Linked DNA regions of Homo sapiens: region 2 is linked to region 1. Evidence: chromatin contacts called from ENCODE Hi-C or POLR2A ChIA-PET data. All regions are on one chromosome and are shown on one strand. The core of a region is the stretch at or near the end of the contact, and the rest is flanking DNA. Distances in the headings are between cores, read along the strand shown. Region 1 has its middle 17 kb from the start of CLLU1. Region 2 has its middle 73 kb from the start of LINC02397.

Region 1 (3,608 bases), core at 467-2,966:
TTGTTTGAGAAATTAATGGAACTATATATCTAAGTCATGTAAAGTACCAAAGAATGTACATGATTGTAAGAGGAGCCCAGTGAATGTTAGCTCCCTTCTAGCATTTCAGGAAGAGATGGCACTTGGGTGTATTGCTGCGGTGGGAAATTAGAAGGGTCTTGCTGTCCTCTGTCTAGCAACACCTGAGATTGGGTGCCTGAGAGGGAGGGAGGACTAACAGATCCAGTTTTTGATTTCTTAAAAGGTGGTATCATTGTTATCCCTCTCCCTTCTATTCTCCTCCTTATTTTTCCACTACCTCTTTTTCTTCTCCTCACCTCTCCCCCTCCTTCTTCTTCATGTTCTTGTTTTTCTTCTTCTTCCTCCTTCTCTTCCTCTTCTTCTTTTTCCCCTTCCTCTTCTTCAAATTTGATTTAAAGGTAGAATTGATTCCTTTCAACTGAAATACGTGGCTTATTTACAGCTATTAATGATATAATAAACCCAGAAAATAATTAATGATTGCTTGCAAATTGAATTGGATTATACTAAACTGTTGGTTCCTCTGCAATACAGTAGCTTTACTTGGTCTTTATGAGCAAACTGTCATATGCTAGGCTTTCTTCACAGTTTGAAGATCTCTTTTGGTATAATTTAAATTCAGTTTATGAACTCTGGGCACCACCTCCTACAAAGCAAAGGAGAATGTATCCTTGGTTGTTTTTAACTTAAGGCAAGTTCATATGGGAATTACAGAGATGAAATATGACTACCAAAGTCCTCTCAGTGACAGGGGACATGAAAGCAGCAGTTAACCATACAGGAGAGGCTTGGCAGAAGTTAGGGGAGGAGTTTTCACATTTCCTTATATTAAATTTTGTGCCAGAACCAACCATTTAGGTGACCTAGAAGTGTGCAACTAAAAATTGATACTTGTTTTTTTGTCATAAAACAATATACCCCACTGCAACAAATTCAAACAATATACTCTATTATTATTTCTTTATTTATTTCTTCTGCTGACATAAATTGTTTGGGGGCAAGCTGAGAGAGTTTTCTTCAACAGAATTTTAGTCAAAACTACATTACACCTGCTACCAAGCAAAGCACTCTCAGGCTGCAGTTTCCCTAGCTGTCATGGATAGAAACAAGGTTATCACAGTGGAAACTATGCCCTTATTCAAGAGTAATTCACTTTATAGCAGCCAAGTCTCTAACTGCAGTCCAAGGATAAAGAAATCAAGAGCAGTGATCAGATGACATCCAAGGCTTGAAGCAGCTTAAAGATCTTCCAGCAAAGTCAGACTTTCTTGGGTGACTTCTCTCAAAGTCTTGGGGATTAGCTTCCAATGTGTTTCTATGAAAGGGAAATGTTGAGAAATAAAATAAAGTGGTGAAAGGTTAGGATTAAAGAGGATTTTGTTCAATGTTGAGCCCTGTGAAAATATCACATGTTCAGATGAATTTGAAAAAGTCCAGTAGACTCTTAGATAAAAAAGAAGTATGTGTAGATAGAGGTGGCTGGTCAAATGGAAGCATTAATACTGCTGAGATAGATGGTGACTGATTAAATGGAAGCAGCCACACATCCATTCATTTCTCTGAAAATTAGCAGCTGTTGGCTGATAGACACCTTTCCTTCACATGCTCTTGCTGAAGTGATAAGAAGTGAAAAGAGCTTGAGGCAGGACTATTTTGAGTTCCAGGCGATCTGTGTTGCTATGAGATCTGAGATTAGTGGTTAAGTTGGTGCCGGATGTCATCCAGCAGCTGATCATGAAACCTCTAAAAGTTAAGTTCATTTCTCAGAAATCATCTGAGCATGTGGGCTGTTCAAGAAGGTGATTGAATTGCTGTTTCTTGGGATTTCCCCACCCTCAGTCCAAGTGAACTAAAGGGATTAATGGCCTTGATCCTGTAAGCATTTTTTTTACGCACCATGTTAAAATGTAACATGTTCTGTCCTTTTGTTCGAGGAGCCACTAATTCAATTGTTGCCCAAAACTTTATGCTGATTACTTTGTAATTATACCAAAATACCATTTTAGCTTCTTATTAACCACTGAGTTAAAAGACATTTATAGAAGCATGAGATGTCAAAGTCAGGTGAATTAGTGAAAAGTAGGCACAAAAAGTTATGGGATTCATGTAGCCTGAAATTTACATCTGTGTAAACCTTTGGCAGTTTGGCAGCTAAGTCTGCAGCCTCTGAGGGTGGTAAATGGCAGGAACTATGCCCATGTGTGAATGGTAATTTGCATTCTATAGTTAGGAGTGCCTATTTAACTGCCCCTGGCACTATGTAATTTTCTGTGCCTCAGCTTACTCTTCAGTAACATGTGGTAGTTAGTAATATAGTACCTATGCCACAGCATGTTCCTCACATGTAGTATGTGCTCAATTAATATTAACTATTAGTATTGCTACTATCGTTGTTGCTATTACTACAGAAAAGGCCCATGCATCCATCTCAAATGACTCATACCAAAGACTGACTTTAGTAAAGAAGACCAGGAAGGTTAAGGATTAGCCTTCAGAGTCAGGCTTTCATAGTCACAAAGATAGTGATTGGGGGAGTAGTGATAATGGAGGAGCTATTAAGAAGGAACACCATTCTTGATCTGAAGAGACAGTACTTAGAACAAGTATTTCAAAAAAAGAATGCTACCGTTTCCTAGGTTGGTACACTGAGGCTTCTGGGGCTGGAATCTGCTTATTTATGAGATAGATTATGAGAATCATAGGTTTGTAAGGAGCCTTCAGGGTCACCTAGTTCAGCCACTGCTAGGTGAGTTTTCTTCAATAAGAATTTTAAACCTGCCTAAAGTGTTATCTGTGGTATCCACCCGCTTCTTCTGCCTTATCTTTGGTCTCCTTTCTTGTCCTTCTCAACCCCACACAATGTGTCAGCACACACAGTGAAACTCCCTGTCCAAAAGGAGAAAAGGCTAAAGGAATTCACATTGAAACAGTTGTGCTAGGCTTCATCCCAAGAATGTGTGCTGGTGTATGTGTGTGTGTGTGTTTTTAATAACTTTTCAAAAATAGAAAAAAATTTCCTAAATATCAGCTTAGTAATTTTCCCTGACACTAGTCATTTATAATGCCAGGGAAAAGACATTTACACTAACAAATGAGTCTTGATCACTCTCCTTGTGTTCTAGGAAACTGTATTAGCCACGGTTAAGTAGTAGGAGGGCTTTGAGAATGCAGTAACTTCCATTTAGATTGAAAATACAAGATCAAATAGAATATACTAAAAGTGTATAGGCATAAGTATAACAACCTTCTCTTGGGAATATAAAACCTTATAGCAATGCAAGAAATTTGGCTTAACAATTACATTTATATAAAATTTTAAAACTTTTTGTAGAAAGTAAGATTGATATATAGTAACTGGGTGAAGTGGTGAGTGAAAAAGCTAATGTGATCCTAGTGTGTCCGGAATGGGTGGGTTCTTGGTCTCACTGACTTCAAGAATGAAGCTGCGGACCCTCACGGTGAGTGTTACAGTTCTTAAAGGCAGCGTGTCCGGAGTTTGTTCCTTCTGGTGTTCCGATGTGTTCGGAGTATCTTCCTTCTGGTGGGTTCGTGGTCTCGCCAGCTCAGGAGTGAAGCTGGGGACCTTC
Region 2 (3,608 bases), core at 515-3,014, 140 kb after region 1:
ACTTCATAATGTACATGTATTTTAGTGTCATGTTTACTATGCATCAATTTTATACAAAATATTAAACAAAGCCAAAAAAAAGAATCCTCTGGCCCAGTTTAAAAGACCATGAGTATTTAATTAACAATTCCTGACCAGGCACAGTGGCTCACACCTGTGATCTCAGCACTTTGGGAGACCGAGGTGGGTGGATCACGAGATCAGGAGTTCAAGACCAGCCTGGCCAAGATGGTGAAACCCCATCTCTACTAAAAGTACAAAAATTAGCCAGGTGTCGTGGTGGGTGCCTGTAATCCCAGCTACTCAGGAGGCTGAGGCGGAGAATTGCCTGAACCTGAGAGAGAGAGGTTGCAGTGAGCCGAGATCATACCACTGCACTCCATCCTGGGCGACAGAGCAAGACTCCATCTCAAAACAAACAAAAAAAAATTCCTATTCCCTCTACCCTGTATTCACTGTTCACTGTACTCTACCCTACAGTGAACAAAAGGTACCTAAGCCAGGACATGCCCCTGAATCTTTTATCCTGATAATCATATTTTCCTAGGCACAAGGCCTGAGAGTTAACAAACCTGATTTTTTGATAGTATTTGTCCTGGAAAATAAAACAAAATGTCTTTCTTTAAGGGATAGTCTTCCTTTTGTCAAAGTGTCAAGGGGGAAAAAAGGGGAAATTTTAAAAGCAGCCTATTTCATTGTCACCACTTCATAAACACTGCACTAAAGGGCAAGAGCCACGCTTTATTCCTCTTGCAAAATCCCAAAGCACCCAGTACAAGGACCTGCACTTAGTAGGCGGACAATTGACATTTGTTAATCAATGTATGAATGATGAGCCAAGTCTCATAGCTTCCATGGAGAATCTTAAATGTCACTCCTTTTGAAATGCGACCATGCTTCTCAACCTACTAAAAATTTCTTAATGAACCACCCACAGACACAGTCTTGTGTGAATATCTCCTGTGTTCCCCAAATCCTTTGTGACCTATGGACACAATTGCTAAACGTGAGTCATGCTTCTATCACTCCCACACAATGGGTATTTTTAATGCTACAGCATTTCCTGAAGTCAAGCGCTCAGGAAATGGTTTTTGCAATAATGACCTCAGCCTCCCCATATTCCCCCCACCCCCCATCACAGAATCCAAGAATAACTGAACAGGTGTCCAAATACCCAGAATTACCCAAGAAACCTCACAACCTGTCTTCTGTTTTCTATCAAAGTCATGAGGTTAACCTCTTGTCCTTTGGAGTTCGAAGGAATGTGTCCAAGAACTGAACACAACCATATCTGTCCTTTATTTATATTGAGACACAGTTTATTTCCAAGACTGTCAATGGTCTCCAGACCCCAGAACTAAATCTGTATACCATCATGGCTAAAAGTATGAGTTCTGGAATTCAAAAGCCTTAGAGACTGAATTCTGACTCTGCCACTAAGTATGTGGCTTCAGCCAAGTCATTTAGCCTTTCAGAGCCTCAATATTCTCACCTGTAAAGTGGAAATAATGGAAGAAACTATTTCTTGGAATGTGTGAAAATCACTCACGTAAACTGCTGATCTCCAGGCCTGATACACAGCAAAATGCCTAGTACTTGCTAATTGTTATTGCGTCAAGTTTCCCCAGATTGAACCTTAGGTCTGGTCAGTTTCTCCTGGACAGCAGTCATTTTGACAGCTTAGGATCTTTAGGTGCCCACATACCTTCAGAACCTCAACCCATTCTTGGGAGCACTGTCTGACCACCCTCTGAGGACCAGAAGCAGGAAGAGAGATCAGATGGTGAGAGGATAAGGACTGTTGATACCCAAGGGAGGTTGTAAAACCACTTGGGCACACCCAAGTTCAAAACAAAGAAGCCATCACACGAGGGTGAGAGAAGAGGTATTTACTCAGTGAGGCCCCTTCCAACCCTCATGGTAAAAGTCTACACTTGTTTAGAAAAGAGTATGTCTGTTTTATGATTTTATTTTTTAAAAAGGGAAACTCAACAACAAAAATGATGATGAAAATGACAATCTGACTATGGAAAACAGGCTCCTGCTATTCTCATCAGACCATCTGACAAACTACCCAAGGGAGTTTCCGAGGCCTCCCAAACAGTAACAGCAGAGCAGCCACTCAAGAGGATGCCCCGGGGAGCCGCCAAACTGCAATTGCCCTGGAAATCAGATTCGAACAGCTCAGACATGAGGGCAAAGGGCGGGATGCATGCATCCCTAAGCACCAGCCCTTCAGCCCAGCAGAGGGGCACAGACAAAGCTGCCCCGGAAGAATTGTTTGGGAGGTGCAGATACAAAGAATAAGATCCTGCTGGCAGCGCTGGGAAACACAGCAGCAGTCGGCACACGCTGGCCCTGGCAGTCAGCAACCGCCTGGCTCAGGCTGAGCAAAACCTTTCTGTGAATATGGCGTGAAAGCAGATCTCTCAGAGGCTCATGCTCCCTGAAGGTGAAAGATCAACAACAAAAAAGGCATTAACCCCTCTCCTAAATGATATTTCATGGCCATCAAAATCCCATCAAAGGAGCAGCTCATGTTCATAAGCCTGGGGGAGATGCTCCCAGCAATTTAGACACATTGGCAGCCCCAGGGAGGAGGACATAGCCTATGGGGACTCTCTATGTGTGAAGGGCAGCAGTTTGCATAACAAATGTTCCATGCACAATCTTGGAACATTGGCATAATTCTTTCTGGACCCAATAATGATAATTACTCTCTGTCCTAATTAAGGAGAAAATAAAGAAGCTAATACTTTTATAAATCAACAAGTAGGATTAGTATGATGTACAAAGCGCCCTTGAGTTTGCTTCAGGAGACTTCCTCCTCTGTGTGACCACAAGTATATCACATCGGCCACCTGGGCTTTTGTTTCCTTATCCATAAATCCTTTCTTTAAGGGGACATCTTATGGGTTCCTTTGAATGCTCCTATCCTAATTTATTCTTCTTTTCCTTTAAAAATGTTTGGTAAAGGCTTAGCATGCATGCAGTAAAATACACAGCATGATGTGTAGTATTCTTACTTAGAATTTTATGCCTTTCAAAGGGCGAAAGATGGTGATCAGGTGATATTGATTCTCTCCTTGTATAGCTTCAAAGATCGTGTTATAGATGAGAAACTAGATATTCAAAGGCACAGAGAACATGTCATCCGTATCACTCAGATTAGAACTTCCAAGTGCTCACTCATGATATGTAGTCTGGTGAGCCAGGCCTCAGAGTGTCCTACTGTGGGCTCATGGAGCAGTTCTTCAGGATGTGGACAACATTGCTTGGACCAGGGACAGGAGAGAAAAAAAAGTGATAGGCTGAGAAGAAATTTTTATGTGACATGCAAATACTTAGAAAAGATGAATGCTAGTACATCGGGAAATTTATAATTTCTTTTGACATTCAGGATTTGCCATAATTTAATAGTTCTTACCTGTTGGATGCTTACTATGTGCCAAGCATTGCACATTAACATGTATTATCCTGTTTAATCTTCAAAATAACCTATGAGGTGGACAATTTTATTACCCCATTTTACAGAAGAGGAACAAGAGTTTCAGGGAAATTAAGCTAATTTTCCCAAGTTACTGATAGAATGTGGCAGAGCTAGGTCT

Evidence for each region. A loop is a pair of places that touch in the nucleus more often than their neighbours do. ChIA-PET counts read pairs that join two places held with the same protein, here RNA polymerase II (POLR2A). Pooled maps may share reads with other maps.
Region 2: a loop to region 1 is called in a map with no recorded cell type, with 5 times the contacts of the local background. The contact joins two enhancer-like sites. A Hi-C loop is called at or near these places in 1 of 168 maps with a recorded cell type or tissue (endothelial cell of umbilical vein), 7 of 37 single-sample maps with no recorded cell type and 11 of 50 pooled maps. POLR2A ChIA-PET finds 5 or more read pairs at or near these places in 7 of 52 experiments (BJ, CD4-positive, alpha-beta T cell, CD4-positive, alpha-beta memory T cell and 4 more).

What each region holds. Positions count from the first base shown.
Region 1 is chr12:92,402,260-92,405,867 of GRCh38, forward strand. No RefSeq gene overlaps it. Among named protein-coding and RNA genes, the nearest start is that of CLLU1, 17 kb to the right of the region's middle. RefSeq lists cis regulatory regions at 1,419-1,952, 2,583-3,032 and an enhancer at 1,741-1,990. Within about 2 kb of position 1,717, at least 7 of the 41 ENCODE cell types and tissues checked have a DNase peak (open chromatin) inside an H3K27ac peak, as active enhancers do; they include CD4-positive, alpha-beta T cell, where a contact is called at or near this core.
Region 2 is chr12:92,538,372-92,541,979 of GRCh38, forward strand. No RefSeq gene overlaps it. Among named protein-coding and RNA genes, the nearest start is that of LINC02397, 73 kb to the left of the region's middle. RefSeq lists an enhancer at 728-777. Within about 2 kb of position 1,765, at least 19 of the 41 ENCODE cell types and tissues checked have a DNase peak (open chromatin) inside an H3K27ac peak, as active enhancers do; they include CD4-positive, alpha-beta T cell, where a contact is called at or near this core.